Regions from separate parts of the Homo sapiens genome. Here region 1 is linked to region 2. Evidence: chromatin loops called from intact Hi-C (ENCODE). Cell type or tissue: heart left ventricle. All regions are shown on one strand. Each heading gives the region's core, and the rest is flanking DNA. Links, peaks and the distances in the headings are about the cores only.

Region 1 (11,118 bases), core at 7,638-10,137, 130 kb before region 2:
TGATCCGCCTGCCTCGGCCTCCCAAAGTGCTGGGATTACAGGTGTGAGCTACTGTGCCTGGCCTAGATATTTTAAAAGCAGTGGCGGCAGCAGCATATCCTGGTGACAGAGATGGCAAGGATGGCTGAAGGAAATAGTGCTCAGGACCCTCCTGACATTCCCACTTGTTCCCCATGTCTCAGTTACAGGCCCAAAAACTGCGACTGGCATACACAAGGAGCTCTCATTATGGTGGGTCTCTGCCCAATGTTAACCAGATTGGCTCTGGCCTGGCCGAGTTCCAGGTGAGTAGACCCCAGCCAGGGAGGAGTGGAGTTTCTTAGGCTGCTTCCTCTGCTGACTTCTGTCCTTTTTGGCAGAGCCCCCTCCACTCACCTTTGGATTCATCTCGGAGCACTCGGCACCATGGGCTGGTGGAACGGGTGCAGCGAGATCCTCGAAGAATGGTGTCCCCACTTCGCCGATACACCCGCCACATATCCTTCACAGGGGACTTGGGAGTGTCTGAAAGGTAGTGGGATGGGGTTCCTCAGGGACTCATAGGAAGCACTTGAAGTGTTGTGCGTCCCTTCCTTCTCTTGGAGCTCTTCTTTACCCAGCTTCCCTGAAAAGCGACCATAGCCCCTGCGTCAGCACCTGCTCCTGTGACAAGGAGTTTTGCTCCTGAGGCTGTGCCCCCTGTCTCTGGCTGGCTCTGGCTGTCTTCACATCAGCTTGCTGCCAGAGGCAAGCCTTCCTTGTCTCCTGCTAAAGGAGATTGGGTCTCTTCTCAGATTTCTAAGTTTTCAGTCTCAGAGACCTGCATAACTGTCTCCTCCAAGCCCTGCCTGAACATTCTCCTGGATTTTTTCAGCCCCTTTAGACCTGATTCCCTTTTTCTCTTCCATTCTTTGATCCTATTGTTGTCCCTTATAGAAGAGGAGAAAGGTATGAGTTTCTTGAAACAACTTATCTGCTGCCTTCATTGTTCTTTCCTCATTTGGCCTCTCTCATCTGTCCTCTCTACTTTTTTCCTTAACTGGTGCTGTTCACATTGACAGCTCTCCCTATAGTCCTGCCTACTTATCTCCTCCCCCAGAGTCTAGCTGGCGAAGGTAAGTGTCCAGGGCGGGCAGAAGCTCCTGCCTACTCTCTGACGTGTTTCTGGAAGGAGTTGCCCCTTCTGGGTTGGGGCTGGGATTACTGGGCTAAGGTTTCAACAGTACCTCTTCCTATAACGCCAGGGCTGAGAGAGGTGGAGACAGTTGGAGTAGGTGGGTCAGAGTCCAGCCTTGGCCATGTTGACACTAGTGGTCAAGCCTCCCAGTCCAGCCAGAGCAGAACCAATGGGAACCATAGCCAGGCTGGGGTGTGTGTGTAAGGGGGAGGGGAGAATGGCAGAGGGGCAGGTGAAAATGGCAACCTTCTGTCAAGGGTGGGTGCAAGATGTAGTGTTCTGGCACTTTTAGATTTCTTAAACTCTCCCCTTGTCCATCTCACTTTCAATGCTCATACCCAGGAATGCTGCTGGGCTCCAAGATTCCCATTCAGCTGGTCCTGGCAGAGAGAAGTTTCCAGCTCTCTTAGATTGACTGGGGGAGGGGTCAATCATAGGCAGGAGAAGAACCAGAAAGAAAAGGGGATGATCTGGGTGCTCAGCCATCTTTACTTCCACCTTAGCTGCCCCACATTTTCCAACCCCTATGCCCACCTTCTTGTCCACTGCCAGCCTTCCTCCTCATGACTTTGTTTTTCTACCCCAGGACGATGGCCTGGGGCAATTTCCCTGCAGAGAAGGGGCAGTTGTTTCGACTACCATCTGCACTTAACAGGTGATGGCTTTTGCCTTCTTTAGGCCAGATCTCTTATCTGTAGTTTCTGGGGCCCTGCTCCCTCACCCCCACCCTGTTCCAGACCAGCTAGTGTTTTCCCTTGCTGGGCAGGGCTTAGGGACCAGGAAGACTGTCACTGGTGTCAGCTCATTCCTGCTCCCCCCATAGGACAAGCTCTGACTCTGCCCTTCATACAAGTGTGATGAACCCCAGTCCCCAGGATACCTACCCAGGCCCCACACCTCCCAGCATCCTGCCCAGCCGACGTGGGGGTAAGTGGCCCTGTCCCAGGGTTGGGAGTAACCATGGAGCTATTTATTTATTTATTTATTTATTTATTATTTCTTTCTTTTTTGAGACGGAGTCTCACTCTGTCGCCTAGGCTGGAGTGCAGTGGCGTGATCTCGGCTCACTGCAACCTCCGCCCTCCGAGTTCAAGCGATTCTCCTGCCTCAGCCTCCTGAGTAGCTGGGATTACAGGCATCTGCCACTGTGCCTGGCTAATTTTTTGTGTTTTTAGTAGAGATGGGGTTTCACCATCTTGGCCAGGCTGGTCTTGAACTCCTGACCTCGTGATCCACCTGCCTCGGCCTCCCAAAGTGCTGGGATTACAGGCATGAGCCACCATACCCGGCCTCCATGGAGCTATTTAAAGCAGGTAGGCAAGTGAGCACTGCAGCCAATGCCACTGTATCCCTTGCAGGTATTCTGGATGGTGAAATGGACCCCAAAGGTATGTGTTCCTCACTGCTGTGGGTACTGAATGCCAAAGAATTTCTGGGCTGGTGTTGGGATTGTGTGCAGGTTCAGGGAGCAGGACTCCTTCCCACCTGCTTCTGCTTCCTGTCCTGCCTTACTGGCTCTTTCTCCAACTCTCCCATCACCAGTCTTTCTCTTTCAAGTACCTGCTATTGAGGAGAACTTGCTAGATGACAAGCATTTGCTGAAGCCATGGGATGCTAAGAAGGTAGGAGGAGGCCACCGGGTGTCACCCACTAGTCTCTCTGCTATCCCCTTGCCATGGGGCAGGCCTTCCAGGGTTCTCTGCTGAGCACTGTCCTCATTTTCCATATTCTCCCTTCTCTCCTCAGCTATCCTCATCCTCTTCCCGACCTCGGTCCTGTGAAGTCCCTGGAATTAAGTAAGTACTCCCTGAGGTTGGCTGAGAGGTGGGGGAAGGAAGTACAGGGAGATGTAGGAGACTGATCTCTGCTCTTCCCTGACCACTGCACCCACCCTCCTATTTACATCTTTCTTTTTCTCTCCTTCCCCTAGCATCTTTCCATCTCCTGACCAGCCTGCCAATGTGCCTGTCCTCCCACCTGCCATGAACACGGGGGGCTCCCTACCTGACCTCACCAACCTGCACTTTCCCCCACCACTGCCCACCCCCCTGGACCCTGAAGAGACAGCCTACCCTAGCCTGAGTGGGGGCAACAGTACCTCCAATTTGACCCACACCATGACTCACCTGGGCATCAGCAGGGGCATGGGCCTGGGCCCAGGCTATGATGCACCAGGTGAGTGACTGTCCTGGCCATGTGCCCACTGGGTGCTGCCTGACTGGAGGGATGAAGGGGAGGTAGGTTTGAGCACCTGAGATCCTGCTGTGATCACCCACACCGCCTGTCACCTCTGCACCCCAGGATTCCCTCACGGCAGTTCTCAGCCAGTGATAACTGGTAGGTGTGGTGTTTCCTAGAAAGAAGAGGAAGGGCAGTCCCCAGATGGGCAGTGCTGTCAGGGATAGAGTAGGGAGGACGTTGTGTTGCCGCTTTCATAGTCTGGTCACTGCCACCCATTCTGGGTGGAAAGGGGCTCAGTTCCCATCAGTAATGTTGGCATCTCTGGTTTTTTGTCTGTGCCTGCAGGACTTCATTCACCTCTCAGCCACCCATCCCTGCAGTCCTCCCTAAGCAATCCCAACCTCCAGGCTTCCCTGAGCAGTCCTCAGCCCCAGCTTCAGGGCTCCCACAGCCACCCCTCTCTGCCTGCCTCCTCCTTGGCCCGCCATGTACTGCCCACCACCTCCCTGGGCCACCCCTCACTCAGTGCTCCGGCTCTCTCCTCCTCCTCTTCCTCCTCCTCCACTTCATCTCCTGTTTTGGGCGCCCCCTCTTACCCTGCTTCTACCCCTGGGGCCTCCCCCCACCACCGCCGTGTGCCCCTCAGCCCCCTGAGTTTGCTCGCGGGCCCAGCCGACGCCAGAAGGTCCCAACAGCAGCTGCCCAAACAGTTTTCGCCAACAATGTCACCCACCTTGTCTTCCATCACTCAGGTATGCGTGGCTGCCTTCCCTGCATGTCTGTCTCCCTTCCCTTTTCTCCTGCCATGTTGTTTCCCTCCCACCCTCCTTTCCTGAAATACCTACTCTATACTCATCCCCTTCCATTCCTCTGTCCTCCGCCTGCCCCATCTTTTATCCATCTTGTCTCCTCTTGCTTCACAGTGCAAACCCAAACGCTGTGGTTAAGCTTTTTTAGCTTCAAACCCTGGCTCCACCTCTTACTAGCAGTCACCTTGGACAAGTTATTTAATTTCTATAAGCCTCAGTATTTTCATTTCTAAAACAAGGATGGTTCATAAGGATCAAATGAAGTAACATACATAAAATACTTAGCACCACACATAGCCCAGGTATGCTTGACAAATAGTAGCTTACCCTTTCCTTTTATTTGCCTCCTCTGTTCCTGTCTGTTTTATATCTGTCTTTTATCTCATGCCTCTATCTTGTCCCGTCTCCTCCCCTGTATCCCCTCCTAATTTCATAGAATTCGTAGAATCAGTCAATTTCCTACTGTGGAGCCCAATTCCTTCACTTAATAGATGAGGAAAGTGGGACCTAGAGGGAAAGTGACTTTTCCAAGTTTACCCAGCAAGTTAGGAAGAGTTGAGACTAGAACTCGAAGCTCTTAGTTTAGGGCTTTTTCCACAGAGATGAAATTCTTAGCCCTTGTCTCCCTTCCTGTCCTTTTCTTCTTGTTCTCTATCTCTACTCCTCTTTTCTTTCATCCAAATGCTCTTTTCCCTCTCCTCTGCCCAACTTTTCCTCCTCCATTGCTATCCCTGGAATGTGTGTTCTGTGTTCCATCTTTACTCAGGTCCCCTCTTTTGTAGGAAAGACTGAGGCCAGATTAGCAAGGGCTCTGTTCCCAGAGTGTGGAGTGAGCTTGACTTCCCTTCCTTTCTTTCTCCTTTTCTTTCTTTCTTTTCCCACCCCCTCTGGCCTCTTCAAGGCTGTAGAACAGCAGTTCTCAACCTTAGTTCCTTATTTACTAACAATAAATAGTTCAAGTATCAAGATTTAAGAATGGTTTACTTCTAAGGCTAGGCACAGTGGCTTATGCCTGTAATCCCAGCACTTTGGGAGGCCAAGGCGGGAGTTCAAAACTAGCCTGGTCAATATGGTGAGACCCAGTCTCTACAACAAATAAAAAATTACCCAGGTGCAGTCGCGCACGCTTGTAGTCCTGGCTACTGGGGAGGCTGAGATGGGAGGATCACTTGAACCAGGAAGGTTGATGCTACAGTTCCAACTATGATTGCACCACTGTACTCCAGCCTGGGCAACAGAGTGAGGCCCTGTCTCAAAAAAAGAGAATAGTTTACTTCTGGAGTAGATTTAAAATTACCCCTGTGTTAGCCTCACTATATCACTTTCATTCTGATAGGCACTTTTTTTTTTTTGGAGACGGAGTCTCGCTCTGTTGCCCAGGCTGAAGTGCAGTGGTGTGATCTTGGCTCACTGCAACCTCCCACTTCCTGGGTTCAAGCAATTCTCCTGTCTCAGCCACCCGAATAGCTGGGACTACAGACGCCTGCTACCATGCCCAGCTAATTTTTATATTTTTAGTAGAGACGGGGTTTCACCATGTTGGCCAGGCTGGTCTCGAACTCCTGACCTCAGGTGATCCACCTGCCTTGGGCCTCCCAAAGTGCTGGGATTACAGGCATGAGCCACCACACCCTGCCAACTAATACACATCCCTGGGGTTGAGTAACTGCACTCAACCCCAGGGATGCCCGTGAGAATGTGGAATGTTGTCATGTTTGTTTTGGGAATGGTTGTAGCTAAAGAAGGTGGGAAGCTCTGACTGAGAGTTCTTGGGGTATACACTGAGCAGTAAGCTTCCCTCTTTTTACTTCTTTTCAGGGCGTCCCCCTGGATACCAGTAAACTGTCCACTGACCAGCGGTTACCCCCATACCCATACAGCTCCCCAAGTCTGGTTCTGCCTACCCAGCCCCACACCCCAAAGTCTCTACAGCAGCCAGGGCTGCCCTCTCAGTCTTGTTCAGTGCAGTCCTCAGGTGGGCAGCCCCCAGGCAGGCAGTCTCATTATGGGACACCGTACCCACCTGGGCCCAGTGGGCATGGGCAACAGTCTTACCACCGGCCAATGAGTGACTTCAACCTGGGGAATGTGAGTACTCAGGCTCCTTGCTCAAAAGCAGGGGAGTGGGTGAGGGTGGGTCAATGGGGCCTGAATGGCATGGCTGGTGCACTGTGAATGGGGAGATCTAGGTGGGGTGGGTGGTGGGGAGATCTCCTCTCCCCGGAGGTAACATAGCACTGCCAGCTTGGGGCTCCTCTCTTCCTGCGTTTGACCCTACTCCTGCCCCTCTATTTCTGCTCAGCTTGCTCTTTGATGACTTCTGCCTTGACCCGTTCTCTTCCTGGCATGCACATGCTCTGGCCCAGCAGGTACGGTGCCCATACTTACTTCGGGCCCCGTGCTCGCTTCTGTCGCTCTGCTTGCTGCCACCTCCCTCTGTCATTGCCTCTGTTCCTGGGGTGGATGAAGGTTGCTGGGCAAAGGGGATATGTTAGCAGGGCTAGGCAGGACACCAGTTCTAAATCCTACTTCCTAAAGATTTGTCTGTATGTCTATAGCTGGAGCAGTTCAGCATGGAGAGCCCATCAGCCAGCCTGGTGCTGGATCCCCCTGGCTTTTCTGAAGGGCCTGGATTTTTAGGGGGTGAGGGGCCAATGGGTGGCCCCCAGGATCCCCACACCTTCAACCACCAGAACTTGACCCACTGTTCCCGCCATGGCTCAGGGCCTAACATCATCCTCACAGGTGAATGGGGGTGGGTGGTGATGGGAAATGGAAGGAGGAAGTGACACATTCACTAATGAGTAGGAGATTGAGGGGTCTTGGAAAAGTTTACAGGACATGGGGTCCTCACCTGTCTCTTCTACCCACAGGGGACTCCTCTCCAGGTTTCTCTAAGGAGATTGCAGCAGCCCTGGCCGGAGTGCCTGGCTTTGAGGTGTCAGCAGCTGGATTGGAGCTAGGGCTTGGGCTAGAAGATGAGCTGCGCATGGAGCCACTGGGCCTGGAAGGGCTAAACATGCTGAGTGACCCCTGTGCCCTGCTGCCTGATCCTGCTGTGGAGGAGTCATTCCGCAGTGACCGGCTCCAATGAGGGCACCTCATCACCATCCCTCTTCTTGGCCCCATCCCCCACCACCATTCCTTTCCTCCCTTCCCCCTGGCAGGTAGAGACTCTACTCTCTGTCCCCAGATCCTCTTTCTAGCATGAATGAAGGATGCCAAGAATGAGAAAAAGCAAGGGGTTTGTCCAGGTGGCCCCTGAATTCTGCGCAAGGGATGGGCCTGGGGGAACTCAAGGGAGGGCCTAAAGCACTTGTAACTTTGAACCGTCTGTCTGGAGGTCAGAGCCTGTTGGAAAGCAGGGGTAGAGGGGAGCCCTGGAAGCAGGGCTTTTCCGGATGCCTAGGGGTGGGCAGTGCCAGCCCCTCCTCACCACTCTTCCCCTTGCAGTGGAGGAGAGAGCCAGAGTGGATACTATTTTTTATTAAATATATTATTATATGTTAATAAAAAAATCATATCAAACCCTTGGTGTGGTTAGTTATTTGGGGCATGGCTGGGGATCTAGGGAGTTATAGGGCCATGGGTCTTTTTATCTATTAGGCTTTTTGCATCTTCTTAGCACCACTGTGCTTTGTGGAAGGGCCCCACAGCCTCGGAATTTGTACCCAGCTGGATGTAGGCTTCCACGGCAGCAGGAAATCACTTCATGTGCCCTCCTGTCTGTCCAGGGCCCTGCTGCAGCATCAGATGGGGGCTTTGACTGATCAGACAAGTTATTCCTCTTCCTCAACCCTAGGTCTGGCAGTGAGTCGGGTAAGGAGGTGATTGCTGGCTGAGCCCACAGGTCTGAAGTGCTCCTAGGTCTCAGGGAAGCAAGCCTTCATCCTCACTCCCTCACTATGCATGCATTCACTTCACCCTCTCCACTCTTCACCACTCATTCATTTTAGTTTTAATTAAACAGATCCTTCAGTGCCATGCATGTTCTGAAGGTTTTCTCTTTCTGGATTGGGTTGCCAGCCCTTGGACCAGCCGTGTGGGCCTCTGCACCCCTCACTCCCCCAACCCGCATAGTGAGAAAAGTAGAGCCCCGCAGTTACCTTACCCCCACCTCCACTGCTCTATTCCACACCCTGCAGTCCTGGCCTCTCTTCCTCTTTCCAAAGCTCTTGTCATTTTCAAAAAAGAGAACTGAGAGCTTCTGGTTCTGGTCCAAAGGGAATGCCCTGTGCCCTAAACCTGGAAGTAGGGGGAGCCACCTGGGTCCCCGTAGACTAGACCTTCGGGACTTCACCTGCGCCCACATCATGCTTGCCACATCTGACTGCAGGACCCAGGCGGGAAGGGAGCGCGCCGCGGCCCTCTGGGTCGCCTGGGGTCAGTGTCCTGAGGCACGGGCTGGATGGTGGGAAGCTACCTGGGTGCAGGGGGCCCTCCCAGCCGCCAGGGGTCGGGCTGCAGGCGGCTGGGCTTTGGGCAGACGCTTGCCAGGGTCACGGCCGCCGGCCGAGGAGGAGGGGTGGGGGTAGCGGCGGCGCCCGCGGCCCGGAGCGGGGGTTGGGGGAGTAGAGAAAGCGGGGCGCGCGGAGGAACGCTGGGTCCCCGGCGCCGCGGGAGCTGGGAGGACCGAGCCGGCCGAGCGAGCAGCGCGGCAGCACAGTCCCCGCGTGGCGCAGCGCGGCGGGGACGCGGGGACCGCCCGGATCTCCTTCCACTGCGCCCCGCGCTCTGCGGTCCTCGGCCGCCTCTTCTTCCTTCACTCACTGCCCGGGCGGGAGCGGCGCCCAAGTCGGGTGCGCCATGTCTGGGGCCGGGTAGCCCCGCCGCCCGCCGGCCCGCCAGCTCGCCCTCCGAGCCACCCGCCAGCGGGCCGGCCGGCCGGGAAGCGCGGGACAGGCAGGTAGGGGCTGGACCGGGCTGGGCGGCAGGCGGGGACGGGCAGGAGGGAGCGCGGGCGGCAGGCGGGGTGGGGGATGGCCCCCAGCTGCTGTCCCTCACTGCACATCTGGTTCCGGTTCCTCTCTCCTGGGGAAGTGAAAGTGGAGGGGAGGGCACCTCCCGCAATTAGCTCGCCGTGCCCGGCCTCCTGCACCCCCTTCTGCTCCCGTGGGTGCCGGAGTCGGAGCCGCCCTCCCTCCCGCTTGGGTCACGCGGCGGCCGGCGCTGCTGCCGTCACGTCCTCGGCCGCCGGCGCGCCTGCTTCTCTGCCCTCCTGCTCCTTCCTCAGCCTCCTCCCCCTCGGCGCGCCCTCTGCCCCAACCCGAACTTCCCGTCACCCGGCACGCGGGCGTGGGGACCCGGAGTGGGCCCTGTGCCCGTTGTCTTCCCTAGGGAGAAAGGGCTGCTTTCTGCAGGACTCTTCCCTGGCTTGGTGAGGGGAGGCCCCGGTGCGCAGGTCCTGCGGATGGGTGCCACCCACTTGCCCCTCAGAAGGTCCCACCTAATGGCCTCTGCCTGCTGCCTTGGGCATAGGGCTCCCATTCGCCCTCAGTGGATGAGGGACAGGTCTGTGCCCCAGAATTAAATCAAGAGGCTGACGCTGACTCCTGGCTTTACCTCCCAGAAGTGGAGTCTAAATTTAGCTGGGGTTGGTGTGTGTACGTGTGTGCGTGTGTGTGTGCGTGTGTGTGTGTGTGTGTGTGTCCAGAGGCCAGGTGATGAAGAAAGCCAGCCTGGCTCTATGAGATTCCTTATTCCCTGTTCTCTGGGGGAACAGCAGGAGGTTAGCAGGACTGCACATCCTGGAACCATTCTGAGCCTCCTCTGCCTTGCTCAGGATCCTATAGTCTGAGATTCCAACTTGGCGTAATGCTGTGCTGGCACCTTCAATGGTAACCCCACCACCGCCACCGCCACCACACACACCCATAGGCTGACTTCCTCTGAGTTGCAGCTTCCCCTCCACTGTTTCAGGAAGTAACCTCCCTTCCCCTCTGAAGCACCCCCCACGCTTCTGGGCCCCTGCTGCGAGCTACCCACCAGGCTTTTTCCCAGCTTCTGCACCCTGGGGCGCCTCAGGACCCTTGGGGCTCCTACTCCCCGGGGTTGGGCCATGGAGGCAGGTGAGAACTAGGCTGTTGTGGGCCTGTTTCTGTCTCTGGGCTCCATGGTGGAGGGTGTGGGATGGCCGGGACTTGTCTCTCACAACTGCTTTGGATCTAACGAGCTACCTAAGGATCCTGGAGGTGTGAGAACACTGGATTTTGGGCCAGATTGGTGGAGTTAAGCTAGGAGAAAGGACACTTGGGTTCGTTGAAAAGACTCTTAAAGCTTGGGTTTTGTGGGCTTTCTCAGAAACCCATGGGGTCCTCTTAAAAACCTAGGAGTGGGCTCTTTAAGAACATTGGCAGGATCACAAGGTTCTTATGGTGTCATAACTAGAGTAGGAAGGTCAGAAACCCTTGAAAAGACTGTAAGGTTGGTATGATGTCATGGCCAGCATGAATGATGTCATGGAAGGCTATTACAAAAAAGATTGTGATCTCTGTGATGTTATAACTGGTGAGCCTTTAAAAGGGACACATGGACAATGTGAATGTCATAGCTCAGGTTAGCTGTGTGTGGTGGAGTTTAGGTTCTTTGAGGGGAGTGCCAGGACCATTAAGTGGGAGGGATCTGGTCTCTTTAAGAAGCTGTGGTGGGCAGTGATGTCACAGGGGGAAGAGTTCAGGATTGGCCGACCCCTTATCCTGCCTTTCTTTGGAAGGACTAGGAAGAGGAGGGGAGCAAGAGGGTACCCTGGTTGCCATGGCATCCCCAGCCTTCCTTGCTTCATCTCTCTCCCACTTGACCATTCCAGATGCAGTGAGTGAGGGGGGGGCCATGGCGGAGGAGCGGCCCCCCCGGCTGGTGGATTACTTCGTGGTAGCTGGGCTTGCAGGGAACGGAGCACCCATCCCTGAGGAAACGTGGGTTCCTGAACCCAGTGGGCCCCTGCGCCCTCCCCGGCCAGCTGAGCCCATCACA
Region 2 (2,500 bases), core at 1-2,500:
AATCCCAGCAACTCAGGAGGCAGGAGAATCACTTAAACCTGAGAGGAGGTTGCAGTGCGCCGAGATTGCACCATTGCCCTCCAGCCCCGGTGACAGTGCAAGACTCCGACTCAAAAGAAAAACAGAGAGGCTTTGGCTTTGCCTTATCTGTGCTATCTACCTAATACCGGTGTGTTTATATCTGGGAATAAAATAATCATTTAAAGTTGTTCTCAGATATAACTTCCTGATAAATGGCATACAGTTCCCAAATCTCCATCCAGTAATATCTCTGTCTTGGTACTGGGCAGTTCCTAAGCAGTTAAGTGGCACTCATTTGAGCAAGGAAGAATTCCTTACCTTAGAAATAATCTGTAATGTATATATCCAGCCAGGACCAGAATAGAAAGAGCTTCTAAATGAAAAATCTTCCAGATTCCAAAATTACCGGTGTTTTATTTTTTATTTATTTTTAATTTTTTTGAGACAGAGTTTTGCTCTGTCACCCAGGCTGGAGTGTAGTGGTGCAATCTCGGCTCATTGCAACCTCCACCTCCCAGGTTCATGTGATTCTTGTGCTTCAGCCTCCTGAGTAGCTGGGATTACAGGCGTATACTACCATGCCCGGCTAATTTTTGTATTTTTAGTAGAGACAGGGTTTCTCCACGTTGGCCAGGCTGGTCTCAAACTTTTGGCCTCAAGTGATCTGCCCACCCAAAATGACCCATGTTAATCATAGAGGGGGAGTATAAAGGAATATAGAAATGAGAAGTAAATCACGCTTTAAAAATGAATTCAGGCCGGGCACAGTCGCTCATGCCTGTAATCTCAACACTTTGGGAGGCCAAGGCAGGCAGATCACGAGGTCAGGAGTTTGAGACCAGCCTGGCCAAAACGGTGAAACCCCGTCTCTACTAAAAATACAAAAAAAAATTAGCCAGGCGCGGTGCCGGGTACCTGTAATCCCAGCTACTGAGGCTGAGGCAGGAGAATCACTTGAACCCAGGAGACGGAGGTTCCAGTGAGCCGAGATCGCGCCATTGCACTCCAGCCTGGGCGACAGAGCCAGAATCCATCTCAAAAAAAAGAATGCAGACACTTTATTCAGGCCTGTTACTCCTCATATTTGGGGTTAGAGAATGAAAGGCTCTTTTCTCCCTCTAGTGGCTTTTTCTGTATTTCTACCTTCTCAGCTTGCTGTGTCTGTGGCCAGCAATCTAGACAAATTTAATAGTTCACAAGATAGTCATTCTTACCTTTCTATCCTCCTATTCTATTTCCTTACCTAAGTTTGGTTGATTTTAGCAACTCAGATTTACCCTGTTAGGAAATTGCTTATTCCAGTGATCGGGGTTCCCTGTTCAAAAGTATCCATGTCCTGGCTGGGCATGGTGGCTCACACCTGTAATTCCAACACTTTGGGTGGCTGAGGCAGCAGGATCACTTGAACCCAGGAATTCAAGACTAGCCTGGGCAGCATAGCAAGACCCCCACCCCTTACAAAAAAATAAAAAATTAGCCAGGCACAGTGGTGTGCACCTGTAGTCCCAGCTACTCAGGAGGCTGAGGCGGGGGGAATCTCTTGGGGCCAGGAGTTTGAGAATGTAGCAAGCACCACTACACTCCAGCCTGGGCAATAGAGTGAGACCCTGTCTCAAAAAAAAAAAAAAAAAAAAAAAAAAAAAAAAATTCCATGTGCCAACAGCAACTAGGACAAGAAACCCTGAGAAGTGGACAGCTAGCGATCTGTGATCATTAAGGGTTTAAGTTGATTGTTTAAGGCCAAAGGGGAGGCCAAGGCGGGAGGGTCGCTTAAGACCAGCTTGGGCAACATAGTAAGACCCTGTCTCTACAAAAAGTACAAAAATTAGCCGGGCGTAGCGGCACATGCCTGTAGTCCCAGTTACTCAGGAGGCTGAGGTGGGAGGATCGCTTGAGCTCAGGAGGTCAAGGCTGCAGTGAGCTGTGATCGGGCCACTGGACTCCAGCCTGGGTGACAGAGTGAGACCCTGTCTCAAGAGGGAAAAAAAAAAGGACCAAAGAACAATTGCCCTCGACCTATATACTACCAACTACGCTGACAATCTCAAGGAAAGTAGGATCTGGGAATGTATCTTTGAAATTAGAGGAGAATTAGAAGATACAGTCACGGATTTGGGAACCTGAGGCAGTTAGAGTTTCCGGAATTCTTGTTACCTAGGTCTTAAGCAGTATGTGCCATTTTTTATCATCTTACACAAATAAGCATGATGCTTTTAAGGCTAACCCCAGAATGACCTAAATGAGAGTTATCTAGTAAATAGGATTAGGAGTAAGAGGAGTCAGTGCAGGAGATTTAGATTTCAAAGTAATTTCTAGACTCTTTTTGAGGTAAGATGCTGGATAAAACTCTGGTAAGTAGATGCAAGTTCAATATATTTGGTTCTGGAGGTTTAATCCTTTTCTGTAAGGCTGTAGACAATATTCTTGGCACTATTCCCTCAAATTATTAATACTTCCTTCTTTTGTGTACTCTTCAGTA

What was found. Hi-C counts contacts between places; a loop is a spot of excess contacts. Peaks named below come from ENCODE experiments on the same cell type or tissue, not always from the same donor. Only the 100,000 strongest peaks of a DNase experiment are listed, where the experiment ranks them.
Region 1: it touches region 2 in a loop (3-fold over the local background); 39 of 110 quality-filtered maps call a loop at or near these places.

The regions. Positions count from the first base shown.
Region 1 is chr1:153,944,231-153,955,348 of GRCh38, reverse strand. DENND4B (DENN domain containing 4B) reads left to right here and starts at 8,631. Exons shown (of 28, transcript NM_014856.3): 1 at 8,631-9,048; 2 at 10,952-11,118. The coding sequence starts at 10,975. CRTC2 (CREB regulated transcription coactivator 2) reads left to right here. Exons shown (of 14, transcript NM_181715.3): 2 at 183-284; 3 at 360-476; 4 at 1,033-1,094; 5 at 1,743-1,811; 6 at 1,980-2,083; 7 at 2,515-2,544; 8 at 2,714-2,778; 9 at 2,903-2,952; 10 at 3,087-3,331; 11 at 3,683-4,089; 12 at 5,965-6,234; 13 at 6,705-6,891; 14 at 7,020-7,674. The coding sequence ends at 7,240. RefSeq lists enhancers at 8,060-8,129, 8,941-9,441, 9,910-9,959, 10,280-10,379 and a silencer at 8,520-9,419. In heart left ventricle, for the core only: CTCF peaks have their summits at 8,382 and 8,590 (motif pointing right); DNase peaks (open chromatin) are centred at 8,648, 9,298 and 10,058; H3K4me3 peaks cover 1,856 bases; H3K27ac peaks cover 1,993 bases.
Region 2 is chr1:153,820,143-153,822,642 of GRCh38, reverse strand. The region is part of intron 2 of GATAD2B (GATA zinc finger domain containing 2B); the gene reads left to right. Among named protein-coding and RNA genes, the nearest start is that of SLC27A3, 46 kb to the right of the region's middle. In heart left ventricle, for the core only: a CTCF peak has its summit at 1,147 (motif pointing left); no DNase peak of the experiment used is centred there.